3 separate regions of the Homo sapiens genome follow, and regions 2 and 3 are each linked to region 1. Evidence: chromatin loops called from intact Hi-C (ENCODE). Cell type or tissue: prostate gland. All regions are shown on one strand.

Region 1 (8,000 bases):
TAAAGTTGGTTGGGTGTCTATGGGGAGTGTTTCTTCTATTTTTGGTTGCAGATGATTTTTTGCAGTTGGTAGCATCTGAGAAGAGACCTGCAAGAAGTGAAGAAGTATGCTACCAGGCATAGCCCGGGAAAGGGCAGCCCGAGGCAGGGAAAAGAGCCAGTGAGGTTTTCAAGGAGAGCAGAGTGTGGCATATTTGAGTTATACCAAAGACAATAAAATGGTGAAATAAGGCCATGAAAGGCCTTGTTGGCCATATCAACAATATTGGATTGTTTTTCCTAAGTCAGTTGGGAAGCCCTTGGAGGCGTTTGATCAGTGACGTCTCAGTTCATATCATAGATAAGTGAATATGCATATTTTAAGAGTTCACTCTGCGGCCGGGCGTGATGGCTCACGCCTGTTATCCCAGTACTTTGCGAGGCCAGGTGGGCAGATCACGAGGTCAAGAGATTGAGACCATCCTGGCCAACATGGCAAAACCCCATCTCTACTAAAAATACAAAAATTAGCCAGGCGTGGTGACCCACGCCTGTTATCTCAGTTACTCGGGAGACTGAGGCAGGAGAATCGCTTAAACCTGGGAGGCGGACTTTGCAGTGAGCCGAGATCACACCACTGCACTCCCGCCTGGTGACAGAGTGAGACTGTGTCACAAAAAAAAAAAAAAAGAGAGAGAGTTCTCTCTGCTACATAAAAACTAGCCTGAGAGGAAACTGGGAAATTGGTTCAACGCTTATGGCAGTACTTTGGAAGAGTGAACTTGTAGACACTAGGTGCTTCAAAACAGAATGATATTAATAACATAATATTTGATTTATAATTTATCTACTTCTCACAACAGAATAGAATAATATGTGTAGAGCTTTAAAGCAATACTAGCATACAGTAAGTTCCATGGAAATTCTAACTATTAACTTTATCCTCTGTATCATCATAATCACCATCATCATTATCCAAATCCTTAATAGATGCTCTTGGGAAAAAGGTCATTTTAAATGATATTACAAATATGACCCTCTTTTCCTCACTAAAGTCAAGCATAAGTTAAAGGATTTGAGGATGTGCCCTATTACAGAGTTGTTTAAGAATTTTACGTGTAACATCCAATGTTTTTTTCATCCTTAAGTTGTTGCATGAGTTATAATTAAACCTAATTTAAAAAAACAGCTAAACTAAATTGGCATTGTTTCTATTTACATTTTAAAAATTAAATCCTAATCAAACTTTTCCTCTTCATTTATATGAAAATTTTGTCTCCAAATGTGTACATTTATTTTCAGCTGACTTTTCCCAGCCTGTTCCTCTTAGATAGAAATGTCTTCTCTGTACTATTGTTTTTATATGATTTTTTTCAATGCTCAACCCTACTTGATATACATACATATACACAACCATGTACAACATTCACTGTACTCTTTGAAATTCATGGCTTAGCACATGAAAAGTAGCATATTAAACTTTAAAATAATACAAATATATTTGGTTATCCTTGAAAAATATAAACATTCGCAAAAAATATCACCAGCCGCACATACATATATTCATATAAAATAATGTATATTAATAAAAAACTTATATAGGCAATGATACAATCATTAAGTGTTAGCTTGGAAGTAGATGGTATCAGAAAATTAGAAAATAGTTCTTGTGTAAGTTATTCTTCTACTAATTGGTTCTTAGTTTCCTGAGGACTGCTTTCTTAAAAACAGATTTACATGGTATGCAGATCAGTTTTGTGTAGTGTTTTTGTTTTGTGGTTACTATTATTTTGTTTGTTTTATGTGTGTATTTTTTAAAGTCTGACAGAGTGATAAATGGTGCTAGTTTTAACTTGAGCTTCAAATACTGATTGATATTTTTTAAACATACACCTTTGATACAATAACAAAACAAATAAAAACAGAGCGTTAAGTCAAATGGAGAAACTAGCACAGATAAAATGTTCTAGTTTTCTGATCTATGCCTGGCAAATAAATGTATGTACTTAGGGAAATTTGGTGTGTTTTCCTATGTGATACATAAACTGGATAATTTTAATATATTCCCCATTTTGGACATTATATTAGAGTGAGAAAAACAGAAAATATATTTAAAATCATAAAAAGTATTAGTAAAGTTCTGAAATTAAAATAACTCCATGAGTATTTTTTTAAGAAAATATTTTCAATTTAGTGATAAATGAGTTTGTATATATACGGCCAAATCCAAAATAGTCTAAAGCTAAGATTGAGGCCTGTCTCAGCTAAATTACATAAAATCAAATGATAAAAGTTGACACTTAACTCATCTTGGACTTTGGATGTAAAACATATGTTGCTGATGTTAGTTTGACATGTGTCAAACACCTTCAAAATGTATGTATGAATATTTATATTCTTCATACATACCTGTTTATGGGATAATATTGAAATTAAATAACATTCTTAGAAAATTAATGTGACAATATCCAAACAGAATTGAGATCTCAGACACAAAACATCTGAGTTTAGGCCTATTTGCCATTGACCTATTACTAAAGTGCTTCTGAAAAATGTCCTCACAGAAGGTTGTTTGGCCTTTCATCCTGCTCCAAAGTGGGTGAGCATAGCTCAGCTGATGTCTACAAACTGTCAGATTCTATGAGCAGAGATCGTGTTTTTCCTTCTAACAGTATAAGTTGCCGTTGTTTAATCTTTTGATGTGGCTCTGGAAGAGAATATGGTCATTGGTACTCACTCTAGGGAAGAAAAAGAGCAGTTGGGGGTGGAGGGAGGAGGATGCAGATTGAAAGACGTAAAATAGTGGCAAAAGACAGTGTTCCTTCTCCAGAGGTGAAGACCTGAGTCCCAGCTGGGAGACATGTATCAGTTTCTGTGCCTGGGAACTTCACATCTTTGGCACCTATCTTGTGCTCAGTGTAAGTCCAGCATTAAGATATATGTATTTTTCCTACTGCATAGCATCTAAATGGAAACCAGTCATATCATTAACTGGTTAATTAACAGATAACAAAGAAGCCAAATTAAAAAACAAAAATAAAAATTCTGCCTTTATTAGACTAATTGAGAGGCCCCAGGTTTTCACCATGCATGGTTGCTTTAGAACCTAACTCCCCAGGAAGATGTGGCTCCATTCTGCTAGGAAGCAGTCTAGAGCAGCACTATGCAAAGTGGGGTCCATGGGCCAGGCCCTTCTGAGAACAGTTTGATACCCATTAGAAAACATGGAAGTACAAAAATAGAGAGTAAGCCTTTAGAAAATTTCATAGAAAATCAACCCAACATTTGTCTGTTGATTCAAGTAATAAAATATGAATGTTTTAATGTCAGTTTTTACATTTAGTTTCTCTAGTTATCCACTTTTACTGTAAATTGGAAAACATTACTTCATGATTTAGGAAAAAAATAGTCTGGCTTAGACCACAGTTAGTTTGAGAAGCACTGGGGTAGCACTTTTAGAGTTTCAACACAGATCAATATAAGACAAGTGTGATCAATGGCAAAAGTATTTTCAATCCCTTGAAACATCAAGGCAACAATGAGGTTGCATAATTATATCCCTAAAGAAATTTACATCTTTATTAATAAGCTTTGTCCTCTCTCTTTTCTTAAGTATTCATGTAAAAACATTCTGAATGCAAAAAATCATATTTAAACACTAAATAGAATGTCAGTAGAATTGCATTTGTATGTGTTAAAATCCTATTGTCATTTTACTATAAACTTCTTCTCTCCTTGCTGTTATTGCCTAACTTCTACAGGGCATTTGTATGTGGCCTTCTTAAAACATTTACTGGAAAGAAACTTAATAAAAATAAATTTATCAATCCAAGATGTGATTTCTCATGAGAATCTTGAATATCTGCATTTAGAAATTATATATATGGTCATTTATAGAAAAAAGGAAAGATCTCCTTAAAAACTGGAATAAGAAAATGATTTATATAGTCATGCTAACAAAATATCTTATTTTAGCAACCACCTGTCTATCACTCTTACCAGTGAAAATTATTCATAAAATAGCTGCTCCTTATAACTAGGGGTAAGAGATATGCAAACAAGACTGCTTTTAATCTTGAAAAGCATGCAAAACAAAATTTAAACATAGACATCAAAAGAGAAAAACTGTTCTCCAATTTGTCACCAAGTCATTGCTCCCTATATTAAGTCCAGCAATTCACGAAACCCTCACTCATTGTTTGCAGTGCCCTGTAGCAAGCTGGAAGTGTCTTTATATGTATTATTAAATTGCCGTTACTGCCATCTAGTGGGAAGAAATACTCCCTGTCACTATGTCAGGGATTGTACATAAAGCCCTAAAGTTCTAAGTGTAAAGGGAAAGCCACAGTTTGTGTGAATCGCAGAGAGCAAAATGGCAAACTGAAGACACAATCTCATGACAATAGAGACATAATAGACATCTATTCACCGAATAAGTTAAAGAGGTATGTAGGACGAAAAGAAAGGGTGTGGGGAATGCATGCATTCACGAGAATTCATTTTGTGTACACCCAAAATTACATCTAAAGTATTATTTCTTATTGAACACAGGTTACCTGAACCAGGACATTTTATTACATGTAGACTTATTTTGTCTTTACCTTTTGAATGTAGATGGATTGTTTTGCATGTGCTTATTAAGTCTTAAAAATGAAGACAGCTTAGATCTGTTCTTAAAAGGTAAGGTTCATACGAAACACTGTAACGAGGGAATCTTGTTACAATGCAGATTCAGACTCCCCGGGGGTCTGCATTTCTAGCAGCTCTTAGGTGATACCATGCTCCTGTTTATAGTCAGATCATACTTTAGGCAGTTACAGGCTTCGAGTGGGTTACCAAAGGGAAGGAGTCCAGAAATGAAGCAAACTCCCCCACAGAGTATATTTCACCGCTTGTTATCTTGTTGTTATAATGTAATAGACTAGTTCATTCAATGGCCTATACAGTCAAATTGCCAAATTCATTTCTTGAGTTTGTTACTTAACTATGTAGGTAAACTTGGACAAGATATTTCACATCTCTATGACTTAGTTTCATCATCTGTAAAATAAAATAAATCATAACTAAATATATCTAAATAGACATACATAAATAACTATCTCATGGTTCTTATGGGAAATAAATGAGCTAAAATCTCAGGATGAGCCATATGAAATTGTCCTCTTTATAGATGAAAAATAAACATCCACAATTTTATATAGTTAAAACTAAGTATGTAAATTATTTAGTATAATATGTAGCACCTAGTGAACAATAAATGTTAGTATCAGCAACAATTGTCACTGGGTAAATTCATAGACACATGAATGTACTAACACCCTAAAAAGTTTCTTTCAATGAAGAAAATTTTGACATCAAATACACATTATGCAGTAGCACATATAAACCACGAGGACATAAAAAAAAAACAAAGACTCTGGATAAAATTAATAATATGATAAACCTGTTCTGGGGAAAATAGGCCATGAAAGTATCTATTGTTTTCTAAATTATTAGAGCAAGCATACTTCATGTTTTTGAATTCTTTGTCGTTCTTACGCTGTAAACATTTTTACATGATTTCAAGCTATGTTACATTCCTTAGTTGTATGGTGAATCATAAAATGTGTGATAAATTATTTATATTTATAAAGTTTTGCCTCAAATAATAGCATTTAGCACTGTGCTTTGATGAAGGGACATTCATTTGTATGAAAAGCAGTTCTGCTTCTTTTGAGTACATTTAGTCACTTTGCTTAAATGAATAGATATTTCCTAATTTTGACCCTCAGGTTTTAAACTTTGCTTGAAGTGTACTGATTTTTGCTCTTGTGAAGTATTGTTGGTGAACTACAGAGAAGCATGTAACATACTATAAAACTATAAACTTTAAAATTATGAGTTAGAATCTGGTTGGTATTAACTTAAATTGATGTTAATGGTTACATATACAGGCTATCAACTGAGATATATTGTAATTCTTTCTAAGGAGTCCTTCTTTTTCTAAAATTTGAAATCTTTTCAACCTTTTGATGTATATAAAATATTTGTTATAAACCTGTTTTATAATGAAAGTAATTTTTATTACCACGTAGTTTAGAGACTAAACTTGTAAGTTTCAAGGTTAGTGGAAGAAAGAATTTAAGCCACTATAATCTATTCCACATGGGCAACAAAGTACATTTAAGGAATAAAACTATTAGACTATATTTATTGAATGATGAAACTCAAGCTGGTGTTATATAAAGTGATGAAGGAATTACTGAATTCTCTTTTTTTCGTTTTTTGAGATGGAGTCTCGCTCTGTGGCCCAGGCTGGAGTGCAGTGGCACTATCTTGGCTCACTGCAACCCCTGCCTCCTGGGTTCAAGTGATTCTCCTGCCTCAGCCTCCCGTGTAGCTGGTATTACAGGTGCCCACCACCATGCCTGGCTAATTTTTGTTAAATTCTCTTTTCCAAAGATGCGATACTATTATTCTGTTGCAGCAACAAAAACTGGGTATACACACAAAATAATTGAAAACATGATATTTATACATCTAGGCTCATGTCAGCATTATTCACAACAGGCAAAAGATGGAAGCAATCCAGATGTTCATTGGAAAAATAAAATATGGTGTGTACAGACACTGGAATGTTATTCAGCTGTAAAAAGGCATGATATTCTGATACATGCTATGGCATCAAAGATCATTGAGAACATTATGCTAAGTAATATAAGTCAGACACGGGAAAACACATGTTTTGTGATTTTAATTATATAAGGAATCTAGGATAATTAAATACATAAAAGCACAAAGTAGATCAGTGGCTACCAGGAACTGAGAAGAGGAGGAAATGAGGAGTTAATATTTAATAGGTACAGAGTCTCAGTGTGAGATGATGAAAAAGTTCTATAGTTGGACTGGTGATGGCTGCGCTTTACACTTAAAATGACTAAAATGATACATTCTATACTGTTTTGTATATTCATTTCAGTACAATAAGAATAATTTATAAAAGACGCTAATGAGCTCCTAGTCATCATATGACACAAAGGTGTCTTTTAGGAACCATGAAATTAATTTAAAAAAAAAGTCTACTCTCATACCTACACAGCTATTTTCCGTCTGTTATGGTAAGAAACAGAAGTTAAGGTTGTTAACAAAAATAATTTGGAAAGCAAGACAGGAGATCAACTGTTTGCATCACTTTAGGCGAAGTTAATTGACACTCAATGTCTGTCTTTGTCTTTTCAGGCTGCTAAAACAAAACATCGTAAATTGTCTGGTGAGGGCCTACATTCTGGTTCATAGATGGCATCTTTTCACTGTGTTCTCACATTGGTGGAAAGGAAGAACTCTGGTTTCTTCACTTCCTTATAAGGGCACCAATCTTATTCACGAGGGCTTCACCCTCGAAATAATCACGTCCTCAAAACCCCCACCTTCTAATATTCTAATACCATCACGTGAGGGCTTAGGTTTCAACATAAGAATTCGGTGGTGGTGGGGTTGGGGGGAGAGGGAAACAAACATTCAGACCATATCAATGCTTTATTTTTCTCTTTTTAAATCTGGCCATTGTGAGAATTACAGGAGAATTAAAGGCATCTGTCATCATCCCAGACACATAGTAAGTTCTTAATATGGGTGGTTATTGTTATTTTTTCTGATGTTGTTATTGCTTGAACTTTCAAGATGTAGGGACAAAAGTTTTATATAAATAACAAGAAGTTCAACTAAACACTGTATTGTACATCCTGTAAATATGTAGAATATGGAGGCACAAAAATGAGCTTTAGGACCAAAATACAAATATGTTAAAATAGTTTAGACTCAAGTGTTAATGCTAGATGGTCAGTCCTGAACTTTGCCACCCTACTATTATCAGAGAAGTGAAAAATAATAATTTTTTTTTCTTTTTTCTTTTTTTTTTTTTTTTTTGAGACGGACTTTTGCTTTTGTTGCCCAGGCTGGAGGGCAACGGTGCAATCTCGACTCACCACAACCTCCATCTCCGAGGTTCAAGCGATTCTCCTGCCTTAGCCTCCCAAGTAGCTG
Region 2 (8,000 bases), 330 kb before region 1:
GTTCTAATAACAGTTGTTTCAGATCTCCCGAAATACTCTCAAACAGGCTGTGATAATGTACCCCCAAGATAAGAGCACAGCCAGGTGTGGCTAGCCACAAACACAACTATGTAGACAAATATTCTACCACGAAAGTTTATACAAATGTGCACATACTTAATGGTGTTTCTAGATACTTTCAATTACATAAGATTAGCTAAATCTTAGATGCCAGGAAAGTGGATTGTAATTTTTTTCTGACTTAGTGAACCCCCAGACACATGACTGCGTAACTCTGTGAGTGTGTATACGCAGCACCCATTGGTAACTTAACCTCCTGGTGTTGAGAAAGAACAGGCAGAAAATGGGTCATCTCCCTTTATTGCAAGATGATACTTATTAGGTATAGTACTTAAAATGGAACATCCATTTTAATGAGTGTCTAATCCTGATAATCTTGTAATATGTGATGCTCTTAAACTTGTGCTGGATCATGTTACACCAAATTAAATTTTTAACTGGTTCAGTATACTTTTAAAAGTATATTTAATTCATACTTTACCTTCTACCTATTTTTCAGTTGCTATATTCTCACTCTCTCTTGATTTCGGGGAACCAAAACATATTTGTATGATTTTCTGAATCTCTAATAAACTCTACTTTGGGCGAACACATCTATCAAAAGAGATGCCCTTTCAAGATTGTATTGACTTGCAACTATCTGTAGCAAGCTTTGTTTGTAAATCATCACTAACCTTTTTCATGTTTTAATTTTTTATGAACTGTTTTTAGTGTCCCTCTAGGATTTCAAATATTGCAGGAGAACAAATGAGTTATGATGTGATTCTCCGGGCTAAGAAACAAAACATACTTTTCAAGGTTCTGTCTAAAGTGTACTCTTAAGCCAAATCGTAAGAACCTGAGTCTTTTAAAAATGTTTCCAAAACTAAGTACTCACAAAATGTGCTGTACTTGTCCTATCTTAGCACTTGTCACACTTTATTGTACAGGTTTCATAATAGTGAGTGTCTTGTAAGAAACTTTACAACCTATGACCTTACCAGGAGCATGTTTTTCCACTCTACCATTTGCACCTAATATAATACCAAGCACATTACAGGTATAAGACAAATGTTTTTAGGTTAATGAGAAGTGGTTTGACTGTTGATAAGATTTTACTTAATATTGTGTGTATTGTTTGTGACATAACCATTATTTGAGAAGCAGCATATTTAGTAATTAAAGACAATAACAATATACGTGCATTTTTTTAGATTTCTTATTGCATTACTTAAAAAGCTCTGAAAATATATGGTGTCCAAAGCACATAGCTAGCTCTACTATCAGGTGGATCACTGCTCAACAAATACCCTGAATAGGTAAGATCTTCTAGGACCCTTACTGATACCAGTGGGACATGCACTTAAGAATACATACAACATTGATTTCATATATGGTATTCAAATTTACATCTCTAAAAATGAAAATATATTTTCTTACTACTTAATGTTAAAATTTATGGTAGATAAAAAGGAACGAGATCATGTGCTTTGCAGGGATATGGATGAAGCTGGAAGGCATCATCCCCAGCCAACTAACACAGGAAGAGAAAACCAAACACCGCATGTTCTCACTTATAAGTGGGAGCTGAACAATGAGAACACATGGACACAGGGAGGGGAGCAACACACACTGGGGCCTGTCAGAGGGAAGTAGGAGAGGGAGAGCATCAGGATAAATATCTAATGCATGTGAGGCTTAATACCTTGATGTTGGGTTGACAGGTGCAGCAAACCACCATGATACACGTTCACCTATGTAACAAACCTGCGTGTGCAGAAGTACGTGTGTCCCAGAACTTAAAATTAAAAAATAAAAAAAAATTTATGGTAGAACATGTGTGTAATTTTCAAATGAGCATAATATATTGGGGAAATGATTTTTTTTGACAAATATGTGATTTAAAAAAATTGAATATTACTGTTTACAAGACCATCATTAATATATATCCAGAATACTATGACGATGCAAAATATTGAATGATGGTTCAGGAACATGTTTACTCTTCATTGACATAAGTGCAGATGATGTAAACAATGCACTGTAAATATGCACATATTTTAAACTACCATTTGAGATCACATTATAGGAAAATTCTGGAAGTTACAAGCAAATGACAGATAAATAGAAACCAAATAGAATTGAGGAACTTGAAACACAGGTGAAGTAGAAAGCCAATGAAAAAGTGAAATTGCCTAGCAAAACTGCAAAAAAACTACTCAGACTGGCATTAACAAGAGCTTGGCTAGAGTAGTCTATGAGGTTGTTGGCAGGATAGTTTATCGCTAAGCTGCAAAGCTGGGCCAGTCAGAATGGCCAGTTGGGATGTGATGGTGAGCAGTATCATCAACAATGGAAGCTAGAAATAGGAGAATATTATCTTCAAGTAGTGAAGGGAAATAATTGTTCATCTAGAACTTTCTGTCTCCAAGCCTTTAAAAAAGAAGGACAAACTCAAGATTTTTGCAGAAAAATAAATATAGTGGGCATTTCTCATCAGCAAACCCACATAAAAAATGAAATGACTTCAAAGGAAGTCTGAGATGCAAGAAGATATGGTGAGCAAATAAAATAGACACATGTTTGTAACCGTAAGGAAACATTTACCAGGTAAAAGAATTACAACATTTTAAAACTAATGGGATAAAAATCAAGAAAAATAAATGTGAAAGAAGAGAATATAAATTGAGAAATGACTGATGAGATGAAAGCTTTCTGAGTTCCTTTCATTATTCAGGAGTAGTGTAAAGAGATTGATTAGGCTGGGCGCGGTGGCTCACGCCTAAAATCCTAGCACTTTTGGAGGCTGAGGTGGGTGGATCACCTGAGGTCAGGAGTTCAAGACCAGCCTGGCCAGCATGGTGAAACCCCGTCTCTACTAAAAATACAAAAATTATCCAAGCATGGTGGCGGGCGCCTGTAATCTCAGCTACTCGGAGGCTGAGGAAGGGAGAATTGCTGGAACCCAGTAGGCAGAGGTTGCAGTGAGCCCAGATCCTGCCATTACATTCCAGCCTGGGCGACAACAGTGAGACTCCATCTAAAAAAAAAGAGAGAGATTAACTTTAATATGTAAGTGAAACATCATGTTAAATTTTATAAGAAAACAGCTAATAGAACAGAAACAATGTTTATATACCAAAGCATAAAGAGAAAAAAAAAAACCTTGGATTTTCAATGAAGTGATTTAATAACTATTTAGTTAAAGATGCAAAATTAAAGTACTGACAGTAGAGGGCAGGGTATCCCTGATGCTGTGCTGATAATTTCTTGAAATTGCAGAGTATCTCATGTTATCCCTAAAGTCATATATTTCATGTATTGAGCCAGATATTAAAGATTTTATGTTTAAAAAATACTGATAACACAATTTACTTTTTATTAAAAACAGAGATCTTGATATGATCTGTGTAATATGAAGACCTAGCTTCTAGACAGGAAATGGTATATTTATTTTCATTCTCTGGATTTAGAAAATTTATTGAGTTTTGCTGATACATTTTGAGAGTCATTTTTTTTTTGCATTGAAAACAATTTTGAAGTCTCTTGGTTAAAAAAGAAAAAAGAAAAAAAGTAACTATACAACAGGATAGTGACCATCCCAATATCCAATCTCTAAATAATGGCCAATATTATTTCTGGATGTGATTCTTTAGCTATATGCTTTCCGATCCTATAAATAACTTTTAAAATCCTTCTTTGATTCTGAATCCCTTACAACATCTTTGTGGTTTAGTGCAGACAAAACTGGATCTTATATCCTGTTTTAAGCAACTGTGTTAACATATACGAAACACTCAAATGCTTGTTTCTTTGTGAATAAATAAGATGTTTTATGTTGCCGCCCTCTTTATGTTAATTATTCTAATTAAATTGTCAAAGTACAGAGTGTAACTGGACTTTAACATTTTATTAATTAGTCACTTAGGAGAGCCTAGGTTATTCTGCTATTAGTCACTGATATTTAAGTCACTTGTTATTACTGGATAACACTGATATCATTGATACTTAAGTGACTTAAAATACCAGTGACTTACAGCAACAATATTTTATTTCTCATTCTGCTACACGGTCCTCTGGGTTGATCCTAGTGTGATTCCACGTTGTCTTCACTCTGGACTCCAGCTCATGGAGCAGTGTTTCTCTGCAATATTCTAATCTCATAGAACAGGAGTAAAAAGAAAGTGCCAGACTACATAGTGGCTCTTAAAATTTCTGTTTGCTGGTGACATGTGTCACTTCTGCCCACTTTTCACAAGTCATACGACCAAGGCTGATATTAGTCAGTGAGGGAGTATAATCCTTCCTGAAAGCTGGGCTGTAAACACTTGCCAAAAGTAACGCCATCTACTACAGTATCTTTATGATATTTCTGAGAAATCGAGCCAAAATTTTAGTCAACCGGTTGGTGTAAACTACTTATACAGATGTTCTGTACATATTATTATTGTTTAGTCTTCAGTCCCTGAGGATTCTGACGAAAGTGCTCTAGGAATCTAGTACATTAAGTCCTGACTTAATACTGTTAATAGGCTCTTGGAAACTGACTGAGTGAAAAGATGAATGAATGGGGAAACCAATCTTCCCACAGGCTACTTGGTATAAACAAGAGTTAAGTTCCTACAGCATATTTTGATCACAAAAACATCAGCAAACTTCTAACTAAAGACTAAAACACTTCTAATTTTAAATATTATAATAAATGTGAGCAATGTATACATTTAAGAAAGAGTGATAAAAACAAGTAAGACAATTATTTACCCATTTATTTCAGTTCAGGGTTGTGGGTGTCCAAAACCTATGCAGACAGCTTAGAGCACAAGACAGGAACCAACCCTAGACGGGATGCCATCCCATCAAAGGGCACACTGACATAAACACACACACACACACACACGCAGACTGGGACCATGTAGGCATCCCAATTCACCCAACATGCACAGCGTTGAGGCGTGGGAGAACACTGGAGAACGGGGAGAAAACTCATGCAGACATGAGGAGAACGTGCGAACTCCATTCAGACAGTGGCCCCAGCTGGGAATCAGTTTTCTTCTCATCAACATTATAACAACATGATTTTATTTGAGGACCTGCTGTGGACTGTATATTTTATTTAGGAATGACTATATCTTATGTTGGTGATTTTTTTTTTTTTTTTTTTTTGAGACGGAGTCTCTGTCTCTCGCCCAGGCTGGAGTGAAGTGGCGCGATCTCGGCTCACTGCAAGCTCCACCTCCCGGGTTCACGCCATTCTCCTGCCTCAGCCTCCCGAGTAGCTGGGACTACAGGCAACCGCCACCACGCCCGGCTAATTTTTTGTATTTTTAGTAGAGACGGGGTTTCACAGTGTTAGCCAGGATGGTCTCTATCTCCTGACCTCGTGATCCACCTGCCTCGGCCTCCCAAAGTGCTGGGATTACAGGCGTGAGCCACTGTGCCCGGCCTATGTTGGTGATTATTAATGGTAAGGAAAAATTTTAGAAGGTCCTGAAAAATGAAATAATGCTATGATAATGAGTTTACTTTGCTTTTTCACAAGGATGGGATGGCAAAGAGAGCTCCTGGTCTCTCCTTCATTCTGTTTCTGGTGGAAGGGATTATAGATCTATGAAGGAGAGAGGGAACAAAGAAAACAAAGATTTTTTTTCCTTGTTAGAATCAACTGTAGGTCTTAGAAGACTACTTTCGTGAATATAGTGTTTTAAATTTACAAAATAATTTATGATTTTTTTTCATAAAACTTTTAGACTAAGGCTGGTAAGCTAACAGGTGATATGATTGCCATTTTCCTGTGGAGGATTCAGATTTAGAAATAATTAGCTCAGGTAATGAATATTGTAAAGACTGAGAATTTAAATTTTGTGACTTTTTTTTTCTTTTACCCATAGATTATGTAGCTTTTCAATTATTGTAGAAGTCTTAACGTTATCTTTAGTCATGCTGTGTTCCTAGATGTGACTCTCAAATAAATTCTGGTGAAAACTATTATTTAAAAAATGAAATGACTGACCTAACATATTGATTATTTTTCAACTCTGCTTTATAACTGTAAGAAAAACTAGATATGACTAAAATATCTTTCCCTAATATTTGAATTTTAAACAACTTAAAGCATGTATAGCTATCTTGTCCATTATTATTATACTTGTGAGACAAATTTGCAAAGTAACAATATTTTTGAAATTAAGAAAAAATATAGATCATAGGACTTGTTAAACTAGATATTTCTGTATTAAAAAGAGCTCAAAGTCAGCTCCTTTTTTCCCCTTTCATTTTAGAAGGCTGAATACTGATCAAATTTCAGGTCTACAGATATACTCTGAAATAAGGTTATTAAATTCACATCCTGCTAGGGGAGCTACCTACCTTGTTTATGCCCCCTGGGCATCCAGATTTTTTTGTTCACTAAATCATGACAAGTAACAATTCACATTACCTAATCAGTTTCTTTAGAATAGGACCATATAGACAGCCAAAATAATATTTGAGAATTAGTGAGCCTGCCCACACTGTAGAAAGAGAACCGTATTTATTTTATTTTCTCTTATTGTATGGCAGTTTAATTATTAAAGGCATGGTATTGAGTTTGAATCTTGGTTTATTGCCTTTTAGATCAGGGGTTGGCAGACCATAGTCTGCCAACCAATTATTGGTTGGTCAGTCATTTCATTTTTTAAATAATAGTTTTCATTTTAAATAATGAAAACTATTATTTAAAAAATGAAATGACTGACCTAACATATTGGCCCCACCAATGATTTTCGCAACACAGCTGTGTTTTTTGTGTAAGTATTGTCTATAGATGCATTTTCTCTATGCAGCAACAGAGTTGAGCAGTTGTGATGGAGACCTTAAGGCTGGCAAGGCCAAAATATTCACTCTCTGGCCTTTCAAGAAAAAATTTACTGATCCCTATTCTAGGCGGATGACTTTGCCCAAGTTATTTAAGTTTCTTTGCCTCATCTTCTAATTATAAAATGCTAATGATAGTCTCTACTAAGTTGGGTTTGTGTGAAGATTAAATGATTTACTTTATACAAAAAATTAGCATAGTGATAGATTGGAAATAAGTGCATCATAAAGACTAGTTATTGATGAAACTATCATCTTATCAAGAAATATAGACTGGCATGTATTTCCTTGTCACTGGAGGAAATATAAGGAACTGGTAAAAGCTCTTATAAGAGAATGAATCTTTGGTGATATTTCATCAAGAATCTGGATTCTTTTGTGCTGAATCTCTTTTCTGGGTTCCACGGAATTCTAGCCTCTTGCAAGCCTGCTCTGGAGTGCCCCTTCTTGTAGCAGGCCCTTTCTTGTTATCTGTGGGGCTATCTCCATGTCTACATCTGGAATTGCTCAAAGGTCACTGAAGTATTGAAACTTTATTAATGGATTTGTTCCCCTCCAAATTGCTTTCCACAATGCCTGCAGCCAGGAGCTTATAGCTGGGGCATGGCTTTTCTGTCTGATTTTGGAGACCTCACTGCTTTGCCCTTTATTTACCTTCTCAGTGAGGAACAAAAAGGTTTCATTCTGTTTGCTATTAGACATGAAGAGTTTTCATGAGTTAACAAGTTCTTTATTGGGCAAATGTATTTCAGTCCAGCATGTTTAAACATTACAGATGGGAGCAAATTTTAGGGCTTTCTGATTTACAATACTATGTTCAATATCAGGTAAATTGCAAAATATGTGAAGACTTATTTCTTTAGCTTTGTGATTGCCAATATTCTTAAGATTGTTTTTCAGATTACAAGTAAAATATGTAAATTTTAGAAATTTTAACAAATATAGAGAAAGAAAAGTCTGCTTTAAGCCTTTTCCTCAATTGTGGCACTTTCTGTCTTGTGTTCTCTTCACACACACACACAGACACACACACACACAATTGTACTTTATATAGTAATATATCATATCATTGATATGCTTTATTGTGTCTTGTATCATGTTTAACTTGA
Region 3 (8,000 bases), 940 kb after region 1:
ATGAGATCACAGTAAAAAACTATATATTCAGCCATTTCAAACTCACTTTAGAAAAGAAAAAAGTATACAAAATGCATAGCTGATTATAGCTGTCATTTCTATTCTTTTGTATATATCACATGACACCAATGTCAAAAATTAATTATAAAAGTAGTTACAAGTAGTTACTTTTATAATTATACAGCTAAAAATGAATATAAGTTATATTTTTACTCATGGTTTTGGTGTTGTCAAAGCTCATATTTCAGCATAATCCTTTATTTGCTGTTGAGTTGTGGAGTTTATTTGGTTTTTAAGTGCAATTTATTTTTTCTTTATTTGTACATTAATTATTGAAAAAAACAAGAAGAATATTAAATAAAACCAACATACATGGAGATATATCCTGTAGTAGAATGCTTTCTTTGGCTTTCATGATTAAAATGTTAATGAAGTGGACAAGCAGTTCTTTAATAATATGAAGCAATAAACATAAGGGAAGAAGAAGGTAAAAAAATAAAATGATGTGACTCACCCATGTCAAATATTGCATACCCATCACCAAATCTAAAAACTATTCACGTAGGTATATTGTAGTCCATGTCTTTAACATCAATTACAACCCCCCCTTTCCTCAAGATTAGCCACAGGACAAATTAGAAGCTGCTCTGTGGATGCTGCTTCTCTTTAAAAACTGGTTTCCCTGAATCAATAATACTGAACTTGACCTAGTTAGAAAGTATGTTCACAGAAATAACCCTCAGTCTTCACCTGTTAAAAGTGAAGATTTATTGCTTGGGTGGCTGAGGCTAGAAGATCATTTGAGCCTAGGAGCTGGAGGATACAGTGCACTATGATCCCCCACCTGTGAATAGCCACTGCACTCCAGCCTGGGCAATATAACAAGACCCCATCTCTTAAAAAAAAAAAAAGTTTTTAATTAAAAAGTGAAGGTTTATTGACATTGTGACAACATGGATAATACAGATTAAGTCAGCAAACCATAAAGATTTTCCAGTGTGCCTAATGTCTAAAATTATAATTTAGTTATCATTTAGTAGTTCCATTAAATTATTTTCTATACAGGTAATCACGTATTTGATTTCTTTTCCAATATAGGCAATTTTAAACTCAGAGAGCTGGAACTAATAAAACCTAGGGAATGGAAATCTAAATTATAAACCATTCTTTTACAGATTCCATGATTAACCTTTGAAAAAATTAAGCCCAACCTCCAAACACAGACTATATAAAAATTATTTATAATTTGCAGGTATTAGTGGCTTAATACAGCATATATTTGCTATCAGCTTTTGCATTTTAAAAGAAAAATTAAAGACAAAAATCTTAATACAAAGTAATAAACTACTAATCATAAAATTCTCTCCTATATTCTTTTAGAACACAATGAAAGGAAATTATTTGCTTTTTATGAGAAACTGATATACTTTCTCTCCATAGATGATGAAAATAACTTTCTTTGACTACCAAGAAATATATAATCAAATTTGTAGACCACTTTTAATTTTTTAAAAAAATCCTGGATCTGTATTTTTTACCTTCCTGACCTCTTACTATAATTTATCTTTTCTCTGGTCCTGAATCTCTGTAAGCTGACTTGCTTTCAGGGGAATGACACTGTGCACATAATACAGCATCACCTGGGTCTTCCAAGATTTGGTCTCCACCATCACCTCACCACCACCCTGTCCCACCTGTCCACAAACAGTTTGGAAGTTTCCTCTTTTCAGCTTTCCTCTTTCCAAACTTAAGCTTCCGTATGTACAATGTAGCTCTCTCCTACTTAAAGAAAAATAAATTCAGAGTGATCCTCCTAAAGTTGTGAAATAAGATCAGTCTGTAGTTTTTCCATCTGTCCTCCGTTGAGTCCTCCTGGTCAGGCTCCCAGGACCTCCAACATGTGAGATTTGTGCCTCTACTTGACCCTTGGCATCGAACCAAGCCAAATTCCTCTTCAGATGTAGATGGGCAATGTTTTCTAATTTACACAGGGCTTGTACCTTACCCCATTTACTCAAATAAATAATAACACTTAAATTTTCTACATTACATGCACACGTTTCTCAAAAAAATTATCTACGGAATTTATCTTAATTGTATTTATTTTAAATATTTCTGGGAAAGCATTCCTAGGGAAGACTTCTTAGTTCCATTTATTGTCAAAGAGGAAATGGAGTGGGGCCTTTTATTTTTTGTGTGTGTTAAATATAGAGTATTAATTGGTATAAATATTCCGGGTAGAATTTCTAAATAAATTCAAAACATGCTTTGTTTTTAGAAAAGATACATATTAATGCCCTAAACCTAAACTAAAACTAAACCAGATGAAATGCTGTGTCTTAACGCAAGTCAGGCACCATTTACTTGCCTCCCAAAGTTTCCAGTCAATCTACCTTCAAGTTGCACAGTGCTTTCCATTCAGCAGGAATGGCTGCTGTTCTAAATGCTGAAGATTTTTATTTTCTCATTTATATCCTTTTAACAAGTAATTAATGGGTTTAAATACCTTCCTGCATGATTACAATTTTCTCTTATTAGCTTTTAGCTGTGTGTGATATTCAACATCCATTCCTCTTTGTTTTTAGAAAGTACTTTTTAAAAATCTGAAGTTTAAACACAGGGTATAAAATTTCTATTTGTTTTATATTTCCATAACATCAAATAATAATCTCTCTAAACTTATATTTTGAAATACAAAATACTTCCTTCTTCCTCTGGATCAACAAAATGGGTTTAATTAATCTTATGCCCTTATTTAAGGTTTTAGGAAATAATAATCGCCATTCTTTAGCAGGCAAAAATTATGGATACAGTAGTTACAATAAATTAACTCAAATGATCTCACAAATGAAAAAATTTTCCCGGTTAAGAGTGTAAAAACTCTACTGTCCTAAATTGTCTCCCAGTCACACTACTGTTACTTAAACAACATATCTCAGTAAAAGTACAGACGTCATTTCACATTTGTCAACTCACTAATTTAATAACCACATGAAAAGGCAATAGAATTATAAAACATGTCATTTTTCCAATACTCTAATGAAATTTTTCATGTATATGAAAATTCACTTACTTGATTATGCATTTTCATTACTATTACTTTGAAAATTTATCAAAACAAAAGGAGTTGTATCGTAGCCAAAAAGACTTTTTAAATATAAAATTTGGTCTAAGTAAGATAATATTTTATAATAACATGAACTACGAAACTACAACTATATATATGAAAAAATATTGATTTTGGTAAAAACTTTCCAGCTTGATCCAAAAAATTTTTTATTTTTAAAACAATCTATATCTAGTTACTTATCAACTGATTTCCAGTTGTTCAACTGACTATAAACTGCTTTTTGTTTACAAAAATAAATTATGGTAACAATTTAAGTACTAAAATATTTGAGGTTTTTCTTTAAGGTTAATGTAAATTTAGTGCTGACATTTTAAAAATTACTATTAAGATGGCCATTGATTACAATGATTAGTGAATATAATCAAAATCATGAAACCAAATTATTTAAGTGGACAAGCTGCTGAAGCAATCATATTCATTTAGAGGTGAGAAAGTGCAAGTTGTCTTTTTAACTGAAATCACAGTAAAATCAAGAAAAAAAAGAAACTCCCATTCACATTCTAAGTAAAATTACATGACCAAAAAAAGTTATTTGCATATATAAAAATGCTTTCAAACTAAGGTGGATGTGTGCATAGAAATCCCTATGAAGAACCCAGATTTTGTTTCTGGGAAAAGTTAGCACATTCTCCTGGCAAATCTTTCAGAGTCTATCATTAAATTACCAGCTATAGAGAAGGCTTTTACCAAGATAGCTAAATTTCTAGTTGATAACTTTAAGATTTGTTTAAAAAAATAACTTCAGTATTGCAAATAATAAGAATTAATTTTTCTTTCTACAGACTAAAAGGTTTTGTTATACTCCCAAATCTGTGCCATCTTCTGCCTGACACACTATTTAGAGCTGCTCTTTTGTGTTAGTTGTTTTTCAAACTTCACTAGATGATCTCAGGAACCTCTAGGGATTTAAATCATCATGAACAAATGATAGCGTCAGACTGATACGCTATTAAAGCAAAAGATAACTTACATTCGTAACACTAGTTATAAATAATAATAGGACATTAGAGAGTTTTATTAGAAGAAAAATTGCCTGAAAAACTTCCTCCTATTAGGTTAACCTTCTAGAATTTCTCAAACAAACCAAATTATTTCTGCAAAATCAAAGTCAATACCTGAGTCTGTTTATAAAAATCACCAATTCACAATGCAACTATTTTTTTCTTTTCATTTAACATTTTTAAATGATTTCTTGTCTTCTTTTGTGTTTTAGCTGAATTTGTGTGCAGCACATTGTTGCTCCAGCTTAAAAACCTCCTGTGTGGTAAATGCTTGGCAGCCCTGGGGAAGGCAATGAACACGGTGAAATTCAGTGCAGTGTGGTAAGACAAGGAGAGCATGAATAATATTTGGAGATCTAGCACACCTTAGTGGAAACAATTATTATTACAACTGCTTTGAAGACATTTGAATTTTAAACTCCATTGTTTGTGAAATTCTATTTTGACTAAATAGAGGGACTTTGTTCAGGCTTTTGTTGTCTTTAGCATGATGTGTTTCTTTCCTAAACTCCACACAGATAAGAAGATAAATTTGATCATGAATTTCTAAAAGTAGAAATCATAGGTTTTTTAGAATTAGCATAAAATTATTGTACAACCCTCCATGGGCTATCAAATTGGGAGCAATCCAATTTTATTTGCCATCATGGTCACATATAAAGTGTCAGATTATTCTTGTTAGATGATTATTGTACATTTAACTTAGAAAAGCTTCTCAGGTCTGCTCCTGAGATGCTTGAAAGACTTTTGGTTTAAATAGGTTGCATATGTTCTGCTGTTAATGGCTGACCGTTTTTATTTCATATTACTAAAATGTAATCAAGAAAAAGAGAGTAGAAAATACATCGCAAATATTCAGTCTACTATCTAGACAATTTCAAAAGCTTTCAATTTTATCTCCTGTTCCATTATCTTCAATTGTAGAGTTTGGATAGGAAAAGAATTCAAAAATAAATACAAAACATTCATTCCAATACATGAAGAAAATTAGCCCTGTTCATGTACATTTTCTAATATGGATATGTTTCTAAAAATCAGAATATAATATTTATGGAGTCATTAGTAAAATGCACTTGATTATCTAAGAATCTCAACTGCTTGATGCTTGATCAAAAACTAGGTAGAAACTAAATCATGCCTATCAACAATTAAATATTTCTGAAAAGGGGACTTCCAAAATGGTAGAATAAGAAGCTCAGCAAATACTTTCCCTAAAAAGTGACAACAGGGGTGGAGCCAAGATGGCTGAATAGGAATAGCTCCAGTCTATAGCTCCCAGTGTGAGCGACACAGAAGATGGGTGATTTCTGCATTTCCAACTGAGGTACTGGGTTCATCTCACTGGGGAGTGTCAGACAGTGGGTGCAGGACAATGGAAGCAGTGCACTGAGTGTGAGCCAAAGCAGGGCAAGGCATCACCTCACCCGGGAAGCACAAGGGGTCAGAGAATTCCCTTTCCTAGTCAAAGAAAGGGGTGACAGATGGCACCTGGAAAATCAGGTCACTCCCACCCTAATACCGCACCTTTCCAATGGTCTTAGCAAATGGCACACCAGGAGATTATATCCCACGCATGGCTTGGAGGGTCCTATGCCCATGGAGCCTCACTCATTGCTAGCACAGCAGGCTGAGATCAAACTGCAAGGTGGCAGTGAGGCTGGGGGAGGGGAGCCCACCATTGCTGAGGCTTGAGTAAGTAAACAAAGTGGCTGGAAAGCTCGAACTGGGTGGAGCCCACCGCAGCTCAAGCAGGCCTGCCTGCCTCTGTAGACTCCACCTCTGGGGGCAGGGCATAGCCAAACAAAAGGCAGCAGAAACCTCTGCAGACCTTAATGTCCCTGTCTGACAGCTTTGAAGAGAGTAGTGGTTCTCCCAGCACACAGCTGGAGATCTGAGAATGGACAGACTGCCTCCTCAAGTGGGTCCCTGACCCCCAAGTAGCCTAACTGGGAGGCATCCCCCAGTAGGGGCAGACTGACACCTCACACGGCCAGGTACTCCTCTGAGACAAAACTGCCAGAGGAACGATCAGGCAGCAACATTTGCTGCTCAGCAATATCCACTGTTCTGCACCCTCTGCTGCTGATACCCAGGCAAACAGGGTCTGGAGTGTACCTCCAGCAAACTCCAACAGACCTGCAACTGAGGGTCATGACTGTTAGAAGGAAAACTAACAAACAGAAAGAACATCCACACCAAAACCCCATCTGTACATCACCATTATCAAAGACCAAAGGTAGATAAAACCACAAAGATGGGGAAAAAACAGAGTAGAAAAACTGGAAACTCTAAAAATCAGAGTGCCTCTCCTCCTCCAAAGGAATGCAGCACCTCACCAGCAATGGAACAAAGCTGTACGGAGAATGACATTGACGAGTTGAGAGAAGAAGGCTTCAGACGATCAAACTACTCTGAGCTAAAGGAGGAAGTTTGAACCCATGGCAAAGAAGTTAAAAACCTTGAAAAAAAATTAGATGAATGGCTAACTAGAATCACCAATGCACAGAAGTCCTTAAAGGACCTGATGGAGCTGAAAACCAAGACACAAGCACAAGCCTCAGTAGCCGATTCAATCAACTGGAAGAAAGAGTATCAGTGATGGAAGATCAAATCAATGAAATGAAGCAAGAAGAGAAGTTTAGAGAACAAAGAATAAAAAGAAATGAACAAAGCCTCCAAGAAATATGGGACTATGTGAAAAGACCAAATCTACGTCTGATTGGTGTACCTGAAAGTGACAGGGAGCATGGAACCAAGTTGGGAAACACTCTTCAGGATATTATCCAGGAGAACTTCCCCAATCTAGCATCGTGGCCAACATTCAAATTCAGGAAATATGGTGAACACCACAAAGATACTTCTTGAGAAGAGCAACTCCAAGACACATAATTGTCAGATTCAACATATTTGAAATGAAGAAAAAAATGTTAAGGGCAGCCAGAGAGAAAGGTCGGGTTACCCACAAAGGGAAGCCCATCAGACTAACAGCTTATCTCTCAGCAGAAACTCTACAAGCCAGAAGAGAGTGGGGGCCAATATTCAACATTCTTAAAGAATTTTCAACCCAGAATTTCATATCCAGCCAAACTAAGCTTCATAAGTGAAGGAGAAATAAAATCCTTTACAGACAAGCAAATGCTGAGAGATTTTGTCACCACCAGGCCTGCTCTAAAAGAAAAGTTTTAGAAGGAAGCACTGGAATTTCATGTCCAGCCAAACTAAGCTTCATAAGTGAAAGGGAAATAAAATCCTTTACAGACAAGCAAATGCTGAGAGATTTTGTCACCACCAGGCCTGCCCTAAAAGAAAAGTTCCTGAAGGAAGCACTAAACATGGAAAGGAACAACCGGTACCAGCCACTGCAAAAACATGCCAAATTTTAAAGACCATCAAGACTAGGAAGAAACTGCATCAACCAATGAGCAAAATAACCAGCTAACATCATAATGACAGGATCAAATTCACATATAACAATATTAACTTTAAATGTAAATGGGCTAAATGCCCCAGTTGAAAGACACAGACTGGCAAATTGGATAAAGAGTCAAGACCCATCAGTGTGCTGTATTCAGGAAACCCATCTCATGTGCAGAGACACACATAGGCTCAAAATAAAAGGATGGAGGAAGATCTACCAGGCAAATGGAAAACAAAAAATGCAGGGGTTGCATATCCTAGTCTGATAAAACAGACATCAAACCAACAAAGATCAAAAGAGACAAAGAAGGCCATTAAATAACGGTAAAGGGATCAATTCAACAAGAAGAGCTAACTATCCTAAATATATATGCACCCAATACAGGAGTACCCAGATTCATAAAGCAAGTCCTTAGAGACCGACAAAGAGGCTTAGACTCCCACACAATAAT

What was found. A loop is a pair of places that touch in the nucleus more often than their neighbours do. Peaks named below come from ENCODE experiments on the same cell type or tissue, not always from the same donor. Only the 100,000 strongest peaks of a DNase experiment are listed, where the experiment ranks them.
Region 2: a loop joins it to region 1, with 2.8 times the contacts of the local background. A loop is called at or near these places in 15 of 110 quality-filtered maps.
Region 3: it touches region 1 in a loop (4-fold over the local background); 4 of 110 quality-filtered maps call a loop at or near these places.

The regions. Positions count from the first base shown.
Region 1 is chr21:16,326,289-16,334,288 of GRCh38, forward strand. The region is part of intron 4 of MIR99AHG (mir-99a-let-7c cluster host gene); the gene reads left to right. Among named protein-coding and RNA genes, the nearest start is that of SNORD74B, 46 kb to the left of the region's middle. In prostate gland, a CTCF peak has its summit at 4,254 (motif pointing left); a DNase peak (open chromatin) is centred at 4,223; H3K27ac peaks cover 1,347 bases.
Region 2 is chr21:15,999,793-16,007,792 of GRCh38, forward strand. No RefSeq gene overlaps it. Among named protein-coding and RNA genes, the nearest start is that of MIR99AHG, 67 kb to the right of the region's middle. In prostate gland, a CTCF peak has its summit at 3,310 (motif pointing right); no DNase peak of the experiment used is centred here; H3K27ac peaks cover 1,938 bases.
Region 3 is chr21:17,265,949-17,273,948 of GRCh38, forward strand. It overlaps LOC107985511 (a long non-coding RNA gene), which reads left to right. Exons shown (of 4, transcript XR_001754975.1): 4 at 4,344-5,213. Among named protein-coding and RNA genes, the nearest start is that of LINC01549, 170 kb to the right of the region's middle. In prostate gland, a CTCF peak has its summit at 4,525; a DNase peak (open chromatin) is centred at 4,423.